Regions from separate parts of the Homo sapiens genome. Here regions 1, 2, 3 and 5 are each linked to region 4. Evidence: chromatin contacts called from ENCODE Hi-C or POLR2A ChIA-PET data. All regions are on one chromosome and are shown on one strand. Each heading gives the region's core, a stretch centred on a gene start or an enhancer-like site at or near the end of the contact. The rest is flanking DNA. Distances are from core to core; before and after follow the strand shown.

Region 1 (3,386 bases), core at 539-3,038, 790 kb before region 4:
TGGCCAGGCTGGCCTCTAACTCCTGACCTCGTGATCTGCCTGCCTCGGCCTCCCAAAGTGCTGGGATTACAGGCATGAGCCACTGCGCCCGGCCATTTATTTTTAATGTAAACATTTTTTTGTAGAGATGAGATCTTGTTATGTTACCCAGTCTGGCCTCAAACTCTTGGGCTCAAGCACTCTTCCAGCCTTGACTCCCCAGAGTGCTGGGATTGCAAGAGTAAGCCACCAGTGCCTGGCTGAATATTTAAATTTAAGATGCTTCCTGATGCAGTGGCTCGCACCTTTGTTTAAATGTCTGCCTTCTCCATGAAGCCTACCTGAGTAGTTTATTTGCATTCCAGCCCATGCTTGATTTTTCTCCAAATACTCAACACCTTGGAATATACAATACTACCTATTTTTTACTTTTATGTATATTTTTGAGACAGGATTTCGCTTCTGGAGTGCATTGGTGTGATCACAGCTCACTGCAGACTGGAACTCCTGGGCTCAAGTGATGTCCCTTCCTCAGCCTCCTGAGTAGCTGGGACTACAGGTGCACACAGCCATGCCCAGTGAATTTTTACATTTCTTGTAGAGACAGGTTCTTGTTATGTTGCCTAGGCTGGCCTTGAACTCTTGGGCTCAAGCCATCCTCCCGCCTCAGCTTCCCAAAGTGCTGGGATTACAGGTGTGAGCCCCTGTGCCTGTCTACATATTTTTTAAAATTTTGAGTGTTGAGGCCAGGCGCAGTGGCTCATGCCTGTAAGCCCAGCACTTTGGGAGGCCGAGGTGGGCGGATCACCTGAGGTCGGGAGTTTGAGACCAGCCTGACCAACATGGAGAAACCCCGTCTCTACTAAAAATACAAAATTAGCCAGGAGTGGTGGCACATGCCTGTGATCCCAGCTACTCGGGAGGCTGAGGCAGGAGAATAGCTTGAACCTGGGAGGCGGAGGTTGCAGTGAGCCCAGATCACGCCATTGCACTCCAGCCTGGGCAACAAGAGCGAAACTCCGTCTCAAAAAAAAAAATTTGTGTGTTGGTTGGGCGCGGTGGCTCACGCCTGTAATTCCAGCACTTTGGGAGGCTGAGGCGGGAGGATCGCTTGAGCTCAAGAGTTCAAGACCAGCCTGGCCAACATGGTGAAACCCCGTCTCTACTAAAAAAATACAAAAATTAGCCGGGTGTGGTGGAGCATGCCTGTGTTCCCAGCTACTCGGGAGGCTGAGGCAGGAGAATTGCTTGAATCCGGGAGGCGGAGGTTGCAGTGAGCCGAGATCGCGCCACTGCACTCCAGCCTGGGAGACAGAGCGAGACTCCGTCTCAAAAAATAATAAAAATAAAAGTAGATTTGTGTGTATGTGGCTTCCTTTACTAGAAGGTAGTTTCATGAAAGTTGGGATTTTTTTCTGTTTTTAGTGCCTGCGTAAAACATAGTCTGGCACAGAATAGGTGTTCAATAAATATTTGTTGAATTTGTGTCGCTGAATGGGAACCCGGTGCAGTGCATTCCAAGCCTGAGCTGGTTCAGGTCCGATGGCGGGGCCTGCCCTTATGAATCATTCATGATCTGGCCCCGCCCATACGCGAACGACGCGCGCGTTCACGCCGGAGAGGGGGCGCGGCTCGCCCCCGGGCTGAGTCGGGCGGCCAGGAAGCGGGACTCTGCGCAGGCGCCAAGCTCCGGAGCGCGGCCTTGGTGCCTTTTCTGGTTTGGCAGGCGCGCGCGCGCGGGAGGGCGGCAACCTCGGCGCTGTGCGCAGGCGCGGCGGGCAGTGCGCAGGCGCGGGCGGAGGGCGGGCTGAAGCAGCTGAAGCGGCGGTAGCGGCGGCGGCTCGGGCAGAGGGGCGGGAGCTGAGGCGGGAGCGGACAGGCTGGTGGGCGAGCGAGAGGCGGCGGAATGGTGGACTACCACGCGGCGAACCAGTCGTACCAGTACGGCCCCAGCAGCGCGGGCAATGGCGCTGGCGGCGGGGGCAGCATGGGCGACTACATGGCCCAGGAGGACGACTGGGACCGGGACCTGCTGCTGGACCCGGCCTGGGAGAAGCAGCAGCGCAAGGTGCGCGGCCCGCGGGCCGGACGGGCTGGAGGGGCTTTTCTGAGGGGGCCCGGGGAGGGGTGGGAGGTCCTGAAAGGTAACTGGAGCGTCTGTGATGGGAACGGGGGGGTCCCGAGAAGGAATTGGCGGGTCCGGGAAGGGAATTGGAGTCCTGAGGAGGAATCGCCGAGCTAGAGGAAGGAATTGGGAATCTGAAAAGAGAATTGGCGGCTGGGTGGGGAATATGGGAGTCAAATAAAAGGAATCGGGAAGGCTGATGAAGGATTTGGAGGGTCTGGGCGTGCCATTAGGGGAAACCGAGGAGATGACTGGGCAGGCTGAAATGGAACTGGGATCCGAGGCGGGCTTGAAGGGTCGGAGCATGGGTTGGGGGTGCTGGGAGGAGAATCAGGGGAGGCTGAGAAGGGAATTTCTGGGTCTGGGAAGTGTGAGGAGGAGCTTGAGTGTGGAGGGGTTGGTTATTTGGAGAGCAGAAAGATCTGAAGGAGATTGGAATTGGGGGAGCCTCAGGTTGGGGGAGTTATAAAGGGGATGAAGAATCAAGTGTGAGGATGGAGTGGAGATTGTGGGGTCTGAAGACGGGTGGGAAGACTAGGGAGGCTGGGAAGATGAAAACAGGGGCTAAGGGTAGAATTGAGCATGAAAAGACATGGGCTTAGGGTGTGAGGAGGGTAGAGGTGCCAGGACTGGGGGTCTGAGGAGGGTGGGGTGCGGAAGGAAGAAGTTAAGGGGCCCGTGAATCAGACGTTTTTGAAGGGGGTGAGATTTATTTGTGGTGCCCTGTTCCAAAGGGGAGAAGATTAAGAGATAGGAGGAATAATAAGAGGAATTGATGAGGGATGGAGAAGCCGAAGTAGAGGGGATACGGAGAGTGGGGATAATTTGGGGAGGGATTTCTAAAGAATTGATGGGAAGCTGAAAAGCTAAAGCGTTGGAGAGAATGAGGAAGTGTAGAGGGAGAAGGTGAGATCGGTGGGAGGGAGGGTGAGCTGGAATGGTGGATAATGGGAGAGAGGTTCGTTTAGGAAAATGAAAGTCTCATTAGAAAGGGAATGCGTAATGGATAGACTGAGAAAGGAATTTGAGGAGGGGGTGCTGGCTCCTGGAGGTGCAGTCCCGGGACTGGAGAGCGTGTGTGTGTCGTGCAGGCAGAATGAGTTTGGGGAGGAAGCGTTGAGAGTGTCCAGGAAGAATTGTGTCTTTTTTGGAGAGACCGGAGGTAGGTGAAGGGATCCTGAAGCAGAGACTGTGTTCAGGTGGCACTGTTTTTTTGGGGGGCGGGGGGGGCAACTTGGTAGGGCCCCACAGCAGTGAAAAGGTGATCAGAAGTGGAGTGGGA
Region 2 (2,987 bases), core at 183-2,682, 760 kb after region 4:
CTGAGGGGCAGTTCTCTGGAGTTTGGGCACTAGAGTCCCTCTTATTTCCTCTTCTTCTCTCCTCCCTCTAGACCCCATACCACTCAGGAGAGGCCAAGTAAAAAGACCCAGAATTTTGCCTCTTACAAGCTTAGAGATCTTGAAGAAGTCACTGAACCTCTGCGGGACCTACTTTCCTCATTCTTTAAATAGAAAGGCAGTGGGTTTTTTGTTTGTTTGTTTTTTGTTGTTTTTTTTTTTGTTGTTGTTGTTTTTGTTAATCGTGGCGATGGTTATTTATTTATTTATTTATTTTGAGACGGAGTCTTGCCCTGTCGTCCAGGCTGGAGTGCTGTGGCGTGATCTTGGCTCACTGCAACCTCCACCTCCCAGGTTCAAGCGATTCTCCTGCCTCAGCCTCCCGAGTAGCTGGGATAGATTACAGGCGCACACCACCACGCCCGGCTAATTTTTTTTTTTTTTTTTAAATAGTAGAGACGGGGGTTTCACCATGCTGGCCAGGCTGGTCACGAACTCCTGGCCTCGTGATCCGCCCGCCTTGGCCTCCCATAGCGCTGAGATTACAGGCGTGAGCCACCGCGCCCGGCCTGGTTGTTAATTTTTAAAACTGCCTTTCATTTTTGCTTTGCCATTTATAGCTCTGTAGCCTTGCACAAATGACTTCACTTCTCTATGAGTCATCTGTAAAATGGGGCTCTTTGTGAAGACTTAACGATACCACGTGTACAAAGCACTGAATACAACATGCACATTAAGCTCCCCGAAATTGAAACTCCTATAAAATAGGAATCGGGGATTCTCAAGAGCAGGAGTTCTGACTTCAGCAGAGGAACCCAGAGCTGGTGGGGAAAGCAGACGTGGCTGTGACATCCCCAGGGACACTAAACACATCCTCCCAGCCCCATCTTCCCCGCAGAGTCCCGCCACCGGCCCGACCCCTAACTTGCTCCAACCACCCGCCGACGCCCGCAGCCCGCTGTTTGGGGGCCGCCCCCTGCAGCGCCAGGTCCCCGCGCGGACTACAGTTCCCAGCGTACATCTCGGTCGGGGGGTCCGAGGGGCCGTCCTGCCTCAGGGATAAGGTCCAGGCTGCGTTCGCGGCTCCGGGCAGTCACAGTCATGCACGCAGCTCCTATTTTTCGCGTTGCTAATCGCGTCCGTTGCAGTCCAACCCATCCTGGGCCGCGGCCCCCACAGGGTCTGTGAGGAGCGCTTCCCCCCGCCCCGGGCGCCCGCTACGCCGCGTCCGAAGGAGGGGCCGAGGCCGGGCTCATCTCCCCGGGAGGACTCCTTCGGCTTCGTGGGGTGTCATGTCCATTGCGGCCCGAGGCTGGCCGCGGGGCTCTGCTGGAGGGCGCTGAGAGCCGGGCCCCGAGGCCGCACGGCCGGAGACTACAACTCCCAGGAGGCACCGCGGCGGCGGCGCCCACACGTCACTCGGGCCCCGCCGGTGGCCCGGGGAAGCAGCACGGGCGGGGGGCAGGGGCTGGGGCCGACCGGGAGGCCGGTGCCAAGGATGGGGGCCGCCCGGCTGCCCCGCGCGTGAGGAGGCCGAGGGGCGCGCCACCCCGGCCCGGGGCGGCCGCCCCAGGGGCCCCGCCACCCCCGCCCGGCCCGGCAGTCGTGGCCCGGGATGCGGAGCCGGGGGCCGCCGGTGGAGCTGCGCGGGGTGAGCGGCGCGGGGAACGGGGACTGCCTGCCGCCCTCGCCCTCGTCCCCCACCGGCGGACCCCGGCGGGCATTCGAGAGCCGCGCGGCCAGGCCCTCTTAGCCCTCTGCCGTTTGGGGGGCACGGGTGAACCTGCCGCCCCACTCCCACCCCGCCCCGCCCCGCCCGTACAGCCAAATCGGAAGGGACGAGCCTGCCCTTTGAAAGGGTTTTTTTTCTTGCTCCTGCGGAGGGCGCCCCAGCCATGGCCCTCAGGAGCTCCCTAGACCCCGCAGGGACTGCCCTCCATCCCGGCCGCCGGGGCCCGCCCTCTGCATCCCGCGGGCAGCCTGTGTGAAGCGGCCTCCCGCAGCCCCCGGCCCCTCCCCCATGGAGGAGGAGGAGGGGGCGGTGGCCAAGGAGTGGGGCACGACCCCCGCGGGGCCCGTCTGGACCGCGGTGTTCGACTACGAGGCGGCGGGCGACGAGGAGCTGACCCTGCGGAGGGGCGATCGCGTCCAGGTGCTTTCCCAAGACTGTGCGGTGTCCGGCGACGAGGGCTGGTGGACCGGGCAGCTCCCCAGCGGCCGCGTGGGCGTCTTCCCCAGCAACTACGTGGCCCCCGGCGCCCCCGCTGCACCCGCGGGCCTCCAGCTGCCCCAGGAGATCCCCTTCCACGAGCTGCAGCTAGAGGAGATCATCGGTGTGGGGGGCTTTGGCAAGGTCTATCGGGCCCTGTGGCGTGGCGAGGAGGTGGCAGTCAAGGCCGCCCGGCTGGACCCTGAGAAGGACCCGGCAGTGACAGCGGAGCAGGTGTGCCAGGAAGCCCGGCTCTTTGGAGCCCTGCAGCACCCCAACATAATTGCCCTTAGGGGCGCCTGCCTCAACCCCCCACACCTCTGCCTAGTGATGGAGTATGCCCGGGGTGGTGCACTGAGCAGGGTGCTGGCAGGTCGCCGGGTGCCACCTCACGTGCTGGTCAACTGGGCTGTGCAGGTGGCCCGGGGCATGAACTACCTACACAATGATGCCCCTGTGCCCATCATCCACCGGGACCTCAAGTCCATCAACAGTAAGTGGTGTCCTCTCCCCAAAATTCCTTCCACAGAACCTCTCAAGGCCAGGCCTAGGTGGTGGGAAACAGGGTGAGGGACACCAGATGACACTGTGCCTGGAGTGAGAAGGGGCAGCAGTATGATACCTTCAGGGTGAAGGTGAGGTAGGCCTTGCCTGCCTTAAGGGAGAAAAAGGAGGCTCAGAAAGGTTGAAGGACTTACCTGCCTCCCAGGCTGCAGAGTCACAATCGCTCAGTAAACATGTATCCATGAACACCTGCGTT
Region 3 (3,276 bases), core at 112-2,611, 880 kb before region 4:
ATTACAGGCGTGAGTCACCATAATTTTAAATTTTCTAATAGCCATGTTTTTTAAAAAGTAAAAAGAGGACCGGCATGGTGGCTCGTGCCTGTAATCCCAGCACTTTGGGAGGCCAAGGCGGGAGGATCACTTGAGGCCAGGAGTTTGAGCCAGCCTGCGTAACACAGCAAAACCCTATCTCTATAAAAACTTTAAAAAATAACCAGGTGTAGTAGTGCATATCTGTAGTCCCAGTTACTGGGGAGGCTGAGGCAGGAGGATCTCTTGAACCTTGGAGGTTAATGCTGCAGTGAGCCATGTTCATGGCACTGTACTTCAACCTGGGCAACTGAGCAAGACTCTGTTAAAAAAAAAAAAAAGTAAAATGAAACACTACACATAATCTAGTACACTCAGGATATTATTTCAACATGGAATCAATCCTGTTTATTTATTTATAGAGATGGGGTCTTGCCATGTTGCCCAGGCTGGTCTCAAACTCCTGTGCTCAAGCAATCCACCCTCCTCAGCCACCCAAGGTGCTGGGATTACAGGCAAGAGCCACTGTGCCTGGCCATAATCAATCTAAAAAATGATTAGCTCGACATTTTTCATTCTTTTTTCACACTAAGTCTATCAGTGGATAGTGCTGTCCTAGTTGTAGAGCTTCCCATAGTCTGGACCTGACCAATGCGTCCTTGTGGTGTCATTTCATGTGTTCCTGTGTCCCCTGGGTTTCCTCCAAAGTGGGACTCAGCCAAAGTTCGAGCAGATTCAGATTTGGGTGTAAGGAGTTTTTTAGCCAGAACCTTCCTATGTGGGGCTACTGTATACCTCCACCAGGAGGCACCTCCTTTCCAGATGCCAGCAGCTGTTTCTGCTCAACACTCAGACATATTCATTCATTAGAGATTGCAAAATGGCGATAGTCTCATTTCTTTTTTTTTTTTTTTTTTTTGTGACAGAGTCTCATTCTGTCACCCAGGCTGGAGTGCAGTGGCATGCTCTCGGCTCACTGCAACCTCCGCCTCCCAGGTTCAAGCGATTCTCCTGCCTCAGCCTCCCAAAGTGCTGGGATTATAGGCATGAGCCACGGCGCCCAGCCTCTTAGTTTTCATGATGCTTCCTTCACTTGACAAATGAGTATGAGTACCTACTGTGTGTCAGGCACTGCCCTGGTCCTGAAGGTACAGCAGTGAACAAAACAGAGAGCCCACTGTGGGGGCTGATAGTCCAGTGGGAAGGGGCAGATGCAAATAACGAAATACACGAAGTAATTGCAGGTTATAATCTGTGGTCTGAAGGGTGTGGGAGTGAGCAGGGTGTGGTAAGCCCTGTAAACCGGCTGGTGGCGGAAGGCCTTCTGCAGGAGGGGACAGCGAAGCTGAGAGTTGAAAGATACCATATGACTCAGCGAGGCTGTGGTGTCCCAGGCAAAGGGGACAGTAAATGGAAAGGCTGAAAAATGGGAACAAGAGGGACAGAGAGCAGCCTGGGCAACATGGCGAAACCAAACCCTGTCCCTACAAAAAATACAAAAATTAGCTAGGCATGGTGGCCTATGCCTGAAGTCCCAGCTACTTGGGAGGCTGAGGCAAGAGAATCACTTGAACCCAGGAGGGGGAGGTTGCTGTGAGCCAAGATCGCGTCATTGCACTCCAGCCTGGGTGACAAGAGCGAAATTCTGTCTCAAAAAAAAGAAATAAAAATACAAAAATTAGCTAGGCATGGTGGTGCATGCCTGTATTCCCAGCTACTCGGGAGGCTGAGGCAGGAGAATCGCTTGAACCCGGGAGGCGGAGGTTGCAGTGAGCCGAGATTGCACCACTGCACTCCAGCATGGGCAACAGAGTGAGACTCTCTCAAAAATAAAATAAAATAATACAATAAAATATAAAATAAAATAAAATACTAGCCAGGCACGATGACTCATGCCTGTAATCTCGATACTTTGGGAGGCTGAGGTGGGAGGATCGCTTGAGCCCAGGAGTTCAAGACCAGCCTAGAAAACATAATGAGACCTTGTCTCTACAAAAAAACTGTTTAAAAAATTAGCTGGGTATGGTGGTGCATGCCTGTGGTCCCAACTTGGAAGGCTAAGACGGGAGGATCACTTGAGCCCAGGAGGTCGAGGCTATGGCAAGCCATGATCACTCCATTACACTCCAGCCTAGGTAGTAGAGACAGACTTTGTCTCAAAAAATTAATAATAAAGTAAAACAACTAAAAGACTATAAGTAGACTGTAACACAAAGAAAGGATAAATGCCAGAGGGAATGGATAACGCATTAACCCTGATGTGAGTACGTATTGCATGCCTATATCAAAATAGTTCATCTACCCCATAAATAAATACAACTACTATGTACCCACAAAAATGAAAAATAAAAAGGCCTGGCTCATGCCTGTAATCCTAACACTTTGGGAGGCCAAGGCGGGCAGATCACTTGAGATCAGGAGTTCAAGACCAGCCTGGCCAACATGGCGAAACCCCATCTCTACTAAAAATACAAAAATTAGCTTGGCGTGGTAGCACATGCCTGTAATCTCAGCTACTCAGAAGACTGAGGCAGGAGAATCGCTTGAACCCTGGAGGCAGAGGTTTCAGTGAGCCAAGATCACGCCACTGCACTCCAGCCTGGGTGACAGAGCAAGACTCTGTCTCAAAAAATAAAAATAATTTTTTAAAAAAATAGTCCAGGTGTGGTGGCTCACACCTGTAATCCTAGCACTTTGGGAGGCCCAGGCAGGCAGATCACCTGAGGTCAGGAGTTCAAGGCCAGCCTGGCCAACATGGCGAAACCCTGTCTCTACTAAAAATACAGAATTAGCCAGTGTGGTGGCACACGCCTGTAGTCCCAGCTACTCAGGAGGCTGAGACAGGAGAATCACTTGAACCCAGGAGGCGGAGGCTGCAGTGAGCCAAGATCGTGCCACTGCACTCTAGCCTGGGCAAGACAGAGCAAGACTCCGTCTCAATAAGTAAGTAAGTAAATAAATAAATAAAGGGATGGGCAATGAATGATGACACAGAGAGATCAGCAAATCACAAGAGCAAAGTCTAGGAGTGAATGGAGGTGATAGTGTCCCAGGCGCCTGTGGAGAGGTGGGCTTCTTTTTTTTTTTTTTTTTTTTTTTGAGACAGGGTCTCGCTCTTATTGCCCAGGCTAGGTGCAATGGCACAATCTTGGCTCACTGCAACATCCGCCTCCCAGGTTCAAGCCATTCTCCTGCTTCAGCCTCTCAAGTAGCTGGGATTACAGGCACGCACCATCATGCCTAACTAATTTTTGTATT
Region 4 (2,942 bases), core at 401-2,900:
CCTGCTTTCAGCTCACAGGTCTCCTTCCCCAGTTCTGACCACTTTGGATCAGCTTCTGGTATTGGGCCCAGTCCTTCTCCCCAACTAGGCTGGCAGGTCCATGAAGGCAAGACCTTAAGTCATCTGGATCACTGCTATGTCCCCAAAACTCAACAGAGGGTACACATACAAATCCTTCAAATACAGTGACAGCCAATAACAGTAACATTCAACATCTGCTACACAAAGGAAATCTCAGAATTTTTATTAAATTCTAGGCCAGGCATGGTGATCACACCTGTAATCCCAGTCCAGGCAGAAGGATCACATGAGACCAAGGACCAGCCTGGGCAATAAAGTGAGACCCCACGTCTACAGAAAAATATTTCTCAAATGAGCCAGGCGTGGTGATGTGCCTGTAGTCTTGGCAACCGAAAGGCTGAGGTGGGAGGATCTCCAACTCAGGAGTTTAAGGCTGCAGTTCATTAGGATTGTGCTATTGCACTCCAGGGTAGGTGACAGCAAGATACTGTTTTTAAAAAAGAACCTTATAACTCAAAAAAAATTTTTTTAACTGACCCTGCAATGTAGATATTCTTTCTTTTAAAAGTAGTAGAGTTCAGAAGGGGCAGAAATCAGACTCTGGTTTCTTTCCATTCTGAGCCAAAGAAATTGAGAGTCCCAAAAAGGGAACAGAGGAACCCCTTTTACAAGCAAGCATTTAAACAGACCCAAATTCGGCCGCACACGGTGGCTGACGCCTGCAATCCCAGCACTTCGGGAGGCCGAGGCTGGTGGATCACCTGAGGTAATGAGTTCGAGACCACTCTGGCCAATATGGCGAAACCCCGTCTCTACTAAAAATACAAAAATTAGCCGGGCGTGGTGGTGCATGCCTGTAATCTCAGCTACTCAAGAGGCTGAGGCAGGAGAATCGCTTTAACCCGGGAGGCGAAGGTTGCAGTGATCCGAGATCGCGCCACTACACTCCAGCCTGGGCGACACAGCGAGACTCCCTCTCAAAACAAATAAATAAAATAAAAAATAGTCGGTGTCCCTTCACCCTTTGGGTCCCCCCGCCCCAGTGAGGTGAGCTTCCTAACATCCCAGTTCTCAAAGCAAACCCTTAATCTTCAACAACCCCATCTCAGCTTTTACATCTTCTGAACCCCAAGCCCAGCTCTATTGCCAAATACCCCACTGTTCTACACCCAACACAACTTCTAAACATCCCGTTGCTGATGCCAGCCCCCCCAGCTTTCAAGAGCTACAACATCTCTGTCTCCAAGAGTCCTCCATCCACTCAACGCCGGTGCCGGATCCCAGCACCTTGTACTGTAGCGTGCGCGGCTCAATCATCTCCAGGGGCCGCCCGTTCACCTTGATGAGACCATTGCCGCGTTTGCAGTGCGCCACAGCTGTCGCTGTCTTCTGTAAGATACAAGAGAAACAGGGGCCCCGTGAGCTCCGGCTCCAGCTCCCATGTTACCCCCTAGATTCCTGCCCACCGACCTCTCCCAGACCCTGGCCTTCTCCTTCCCCTCCCCTTCCCATCCGGCGTCTGGCTCACCTTGCGTCCGAAGACCTGCACAGACTGCAGCGGGCCCTTGGACGGCATGGCTCCGAGCGTGGACTAGACAACCTCACCGCGCGGCGCCGCAACCGGAAAAGGAAAGCTAGGGGCCACCCTGGCCGCTTTTCAGGGTCTGCGCAGGCGCCTTGAGCACTGCGTCGCGACGGGAGAGAGCTTTACGGCTTCTGTTGCGGCTAACGGGCGGGGCGTCTGGTCAGCGGCGGGAAGGCCCTTAGGCGCTCAGAGCGGGCGGGCCCTGTGAGGCGGAAGTGGCGGGCTCTGTGGGCGGAAGGGGCGGGGCCTGGGAGTGTCGTGTGCGGACTGAAGGGAAGGCTGCGGGAGTGTGCTTCGCGTCCTCTGTAGTCGACTACCGCAGCTCTTCTTTGCATTCTGGCTCTTTAATAATCTCCCTTCGCCCTTTCTTTAAATCAGTTCCCACCCTCCCAACACCTGTAATCTTTCTCCCCTCTGGACTCCCTCCTCCCCGAATCCCCCGCATCAGAATCTTCCTTTGGAATCTACTGCAAGAAATCTGGCTGGATTCTCAGATTAAGGACTTCCAGAATCCTATCCTCCCTAGAATCCCCCTCCTTGGGGATCCTCTCCCAGAATCCTTTTCCCCTCAGAGCCCCTTCCCCTCAGAATCTCCCTTTCACCAGAATGTCCTTCCTTTCAGTTTCCTCTTCCCAGAATGTTTCCCATCCTTCTCTCAGATGGCCAACCCCAAATGTCCCTCTTAAGAGTGCTCAACTTAGACCCCCCTTTTCCCTGAATCTCCCTCCATTCGGTCCTCGTCCCCTCAGTCACCCTTCCCAGAATCTTTCTCTTGTCAGGACCCAGTACCCCTGGAATCTCCCTCCTCCAGAATCTCCCTTTCCCGGCAAATCCCCCTTTCCCGGCAAATCCCCCTTTCCCAGAACACCCCGCCCCGCAAATCCACAAAAACTTTTCTCTCAGAGACCCGTCCCTCAAAATCTACCTTTCTCCTGAGTTTATTTCCCTTCCGAGACTCCTCTTCCCAGCAACTGCCTTCCCTGGAGTTTTCCCTCCGTTAGAATCCCCCTCTCCTAAGAGACCCTCCCCCAAGAATTAACCTCTTCCCCGTCCCCACCCTAGAATCTCTCTCTTTTTTTTGAGACGGAGTTTCGCTCGTTGCCCTGGCTAGAGTGCAGTGGTGCGATCTCGTCTCACTGCAACCTCCGCCTCCCGGGTTCAAGAGATTCTCCTGCCTTAGGCTCCCGAGTAGCTGGAATTACAGGCGTCTACCACCACGCCCTGGTCGTTTTTTGTATTTTTAGTAGAAATGGGGTTTCACCACGTTGGCCAGGCTGGTCTCGAACTCCTGACCTCAGGTGATGTGATCCGCCTCAGCCTCCCAGAGTCCTGGGAT
Region 5 (3,232 bases), core at 56-2,555, 910 kb after region 4:
TATCCCTATTCAAAGGGAATACGTAGTATTCCTTTTCAATTATCTTTCCATTTCAGTGTACAATGTAATGGGCTGTTCAGTTTCCATTGTATTTTACCTGAACTTTTCCTTCCTCTCATGGCCAGCAATGCTAGTTTTCCATTGAAGACAGCAATGCGCCGGGCACGGTGGCTCACACCTGTAATCCCAGCACTTTGGGAGGCAGAGGCGGGCAGATCACCTGAAGTCAGAAGTTCGAGACCAGCCTGACCAACATGCAGAAACCCCGTCTCTACTAAAATACAAAAAAAATTAGCCGGGCGTGGTGGCGCATGCCTGTAATCCCAGCTACTCGGAAGGTTGAGGCAGGAGAATCCCTTGAACCCAGGAAGCGGAGGTTGCGGTGAGACGAAATTGCACCATTGCACTCCAGCCTGGGCAACAAGAGCGAAACTCCGTCTCAAAGAAAAAAAAAAGAAGAAGACAGCAATGCAAATTTGCCTTCTCAAATTAACTTACTGGGGAAAAAAATGCACTAGTCATTATCAAGAAAAAGAAAAAAACTAGTACTTCAGGACTCAGCAAAATTGGTCAAATAGTAAGTGACAGGATGTCGATTTCCCCGGCTCCAATTCTAAGTTTTTCCTATTGCTGTCTCTGAGCTTTCTCCCCCAGCTTCCCTGGAATTCCCAGCTACACCAATGACTCTCAGAATCATTATCATTATAGTCCCAATCCACGAGCTCTCACTGTGCCAGCCCCTCTGCTTAAAATCTTTACACACACAGATTTCATCAGAATCCTCAAGACGACCCTATGATATTGGGACTATCTGCTCTCATTGTACAGATGAGAAAAAACGGGGTTCAAGGAAGCGAAGACACAGGCCCCACTGCCGCACAGTGGAGCGGGACTTGAACCAAAATTCGACGGCTTCCAAACCCAACAATTTTTCATACTAAGCGCTCAAACATCAATACTAATAATAATAGTATAGTAACGAAGTGAGCGTTATGCGGAGGCGCTGAGCTAAGGCATCCAACGTACACGACCTGACTTCTCACTCCCATTTATAAAGCCGGTGATACAGTCGGATTCTAACCCCCATTCCACAGGGGAGGAAACTGAGGCTCAAAGAAACAAATCGTAAGTCCGAAGCCGTACAACGGAGCCCGAACTGAGTCCAGACACCCGGACGCCACCCGTCCCTACCGCAACCGGCCCAGTCCCACCACCCCCGGCCCGCGCCTCACCTGGCCCACCGGGCCCGCGCCCACTCGCGCCGCCCGCCCTCCCTCCCGGCGGCGCCAACTGTCAGACACTCCTCCCCCGGCCCGGGCTGCCCGCCCCGGAAGCATCCTCTCACCGCCGGAAGCTGAACTGACTCGTCCGCGGCCGCTCTACCCCAACAGGCCGCCACCAGCGAGAGTGCGGCCATAACCATCACGTGACCGCCCACCGACACCAGCGAGAGTGCAGTCGTAACCGTCACGTGACCGCCCACCGTCGGCCCGGCGCTCCCCTCCGCCCGAAGCTAGCAAGCGGCGCGGCCAATGAGAAAGGCGCATGCCTGGCCCCCGCCGGCCTGCAGTCTAGCCGTAGTGCGCCTGCGCGCGGCTAGGAGGGGCCGTCAGGCGGGGATACAGCCTGGAAGGTGCGTGTGGGGCTGGGTCTCGGAGTGGGAGACGTGGAGTGCAGGTACTGTGCGATCTGGGGGCGCGGCGCCTCGGCTACCCTCCTCGTGTTGTCTTCCACGCTATAATGCATGGAATATAATATATATTATATGGAATATAATATATGGAATATAATATATATAATTATAGCGTTGTCTTCCACGCTATAATTTATGTCGTCCTCGGTCTCTTTATGTCACCATTCCTCTCCTTCTGTCTCATCCCACTTAAATCCTCACAACTCCTTCTGTCGCCATCACCCTCTTTAAATCCTCACAACTCCTCTTGTTGTCATCAACGCCCTTAACTCGCTTTCGTTCCCTGTAAGCCCTCTTTGCCACCATAGGTCGTAATCGCTCCCTTTAAATTCGTCATCGCCATATGTTACCTGCATCCTGCTTTTGTTGCCATTTCTCCTTTATAAAATCCTCATTTCTCTTTAAACCCTCATCATACCCCCAAGTCACCTTCGCATGGCTACTGTCCCCATCGCTCTTCTTAAATCGCGCTAATGCAACTCTTACGTCATCATTACCCCTTGTGTCTTTGTCCCTCCCTTGGCATCACTGTTCCTCTGACCAGTCACCATCCACTCCTCATGCTTCCAGTTTTCCCCATAAGGAGCCACCCAGCCTTACAGTTATTTTTCTTCCCTCCGTGTCTTCGTCATTTCCCCGTGTCACATCTCACATAACATACGGGGTACTGCAGCCCATTACCTGGGGTGTGTCAGAATCCCAGCCCCACCACTACACCTCTGGATACCTTGACTGCCTTATGGCACCTTTCCAATCCCAGCTTCATCTGCAAAATGCACACGGGGACATCCACATCAGGGCTGAGTGTGACGATTCTGTGAGTTTATTCTTGTGGTAGGCTCAGCTTGACATGGTGTTTTTGGCTAATATTGTTATTAACCATGTCACCCTCGGCCGGGTGCGGTGGCTCATGCCTGTAATCCCAGCACTTTAGGAGGCCAAGGTGGGCGGATCACCTGATGTCGGGAGTTCGAGACCAGCCTGATCAACATGGAGAAACCCCGTCTCTACTAAAAATACAAAATTAGCCGGGCGTGGTGGTGCATGCCTATAATCCCAGCTACTCGGGAGGCTGAGGCAGGAGAATGGCTTGAACCGGGGAGGTGGAGGTTGCAGTGAGCCGAGATCGCGCCATTGCACTCCAGCCTGGGCAACAAGAGCGAGACTCCGTCTCAAAAAAAAATAATAATAATAGGCCAGGCGCGGTGGCTCACGCCTGTAATCCCAGCACTTTGGGAGGCCGAGGCGGGCGGATCACCTCAGGTCGGAAGTTCGAGACCAGCCTGACCAACATGGAGAAACCCCATCTCTATTAAAAATACAAAATTAGCCAGGCATGGTGGCACATGCCTGTAATCCCAGCTACTCGGGAGGCTGAGACAGGAGAATCGTTCGAATCTGAGAGGCGGAGGTTGCAGTGAGCCTAGATCGTGCCATTGCACTGTAGCCTGGGCAACAAGAGCGAGACTCCGTCTCAAAAAAAAAAAAAAAAAAAAAAACTGCATGATCTTGGGCAACTAACTTAACCTCCCAGCGCCT

The links. A loop is a pair of places that touch in the nucleus more often than their neighbours do. ChIA-PET counts read pairs that join two places held with the same protein, here RNA polymerase II (POLR2A). Pooled maps may share reads with other maps.
Region 1: a pooled map shows a loop between it and region 4 (4-fold over the local background). The contact joins the promoter of ACTN4 here to the promoter of RPS16 in region 4. A Hi-C loop is called at or near these places in 6 of 50 pooled maps. POLR2A ChIA-PET finds 5 or more read pairs at or near these places in 3 of 52 experiments (MCF 10A, Panc1 and activated CD4-positive, alpha-beta memory T cell).
Region 2: a pooled map shows a loop between it and region 4 (11-fold over the local background). The contact joins the promoter of MAP3K10 here to the promoter of RPS16 in region 4. A Hi-C loop is called at or near these places in 1 of 168 maps with a recorded cell type or tissue (CD4-positive, alpha-beta T cell) and 6 of 50 pooled maps. POLR2A ChIA-PET finds 5 or more read pairs at or near these places in 6 of 52 experiments (A549, GM12878, H1 and 3 more).
Region 3: a pooled map shows a loop between it and region 4 (4-fold over the local background). The contact joins the enhancer-like site here to the promoter of RPS16 in region 4. A Hi-C loop is called at or near these places in 4 of 50 pooled maps.
Region 5: a pooled map shows a loop between it and region 4 (7-fold over the local background). The contact joins the promoter of C19orf47 here to the promoter of RPS16 in region 4. A Hi-C loop is called at or near these places in 1 of 168 maps with a recorded cell type or tissue (naive thymus-derived CD4-positive, alpha-beta T cell) and 9 of 50 pooled maps. POLR2A ChIA-PET finds 5 or more read pairs at or near these places in 5 of 52 experiments (AG04449, PC-3, Panc1 and 2 more).

The regions. Positions count from the first base shown.
Region 1 is chr19:38,645,861-38,649,246 of GRCh38, forward strand. ACTN4 (actinin alpha 4) reads left to right here and starts at 1,789. Exons shown (of 21, transcript NM_004924.6): 1 at 1,789-2,047. The coding sequence starts at 1,886. RefSeq lists silencers at 1,629-1,818, 2,049-2,128, 3,312-3,386.
Region 2 is chr19:40,189,994-40,192,980 of GRCh38, forward strand. MAP3K10 (mitogen-activated protein kinase kinase kinase 10) reads left to right here and starts at 1,433. Exons shown (of 10, transcript NM_002446.4): 1 at 1,433-2,720. The coding sequence starts at 2,039. RefSeq lists an enhancer at 661-900 and silencers at 1,061-1,560, 1,831-2,130.
Region 3 is chr19:38,556,135-38,559,410 of GRCh38, forward strand. All of the region lies in intron 89 of RYR1 (ryanodine receptor 1), which reads left to right. Among named protein-coding and RNA genes, the nearest start is that of MAP4K1-AS1, 39 kb to the right of the region's middle. RefSeq lists an enhancer at 1,158-1,347. Within about 2 kb of position 1,362, at least 3 of the 41 ENCODE cell types and tissues checked have a DNase peak (open chromatin) inside an H3K27ac peak, as active enhancers do.
Region 4 is chr19:39,434,299-39,437,240 of GRCh38, forward strand. RPS16 (ribosomal protein S16) reads right to left here and starts at 1,651. Exons shown (of 5, transcript NM_001020.6): 1 at 1,550-1,651; 2 at 1,309-1,410. The coding sequence starts at 1,597. RefSeq lists an enhancer at 845-1,424 and a silencer at 1,805-1,904.
Region 5 is chr19:40,347,092-40,350,323 of GRCh38, forward strand. It overlaps C19orf47 (chromosome 19 open reading frame 47), which reads right to left and starts at 1,306. Exons shown (of 9, transcript NM_001256441.2): 1 at 1,233-1,306. PLD3 (phospholipase D family member 3) reads left to right here and starts at 1,604. Exons shown (of 13, transcript NM_012268.4): 1 at 1,604-1,677. RefSeq lists a silencer at 1,181-1,270 and an enhancer at 1,261-1,550.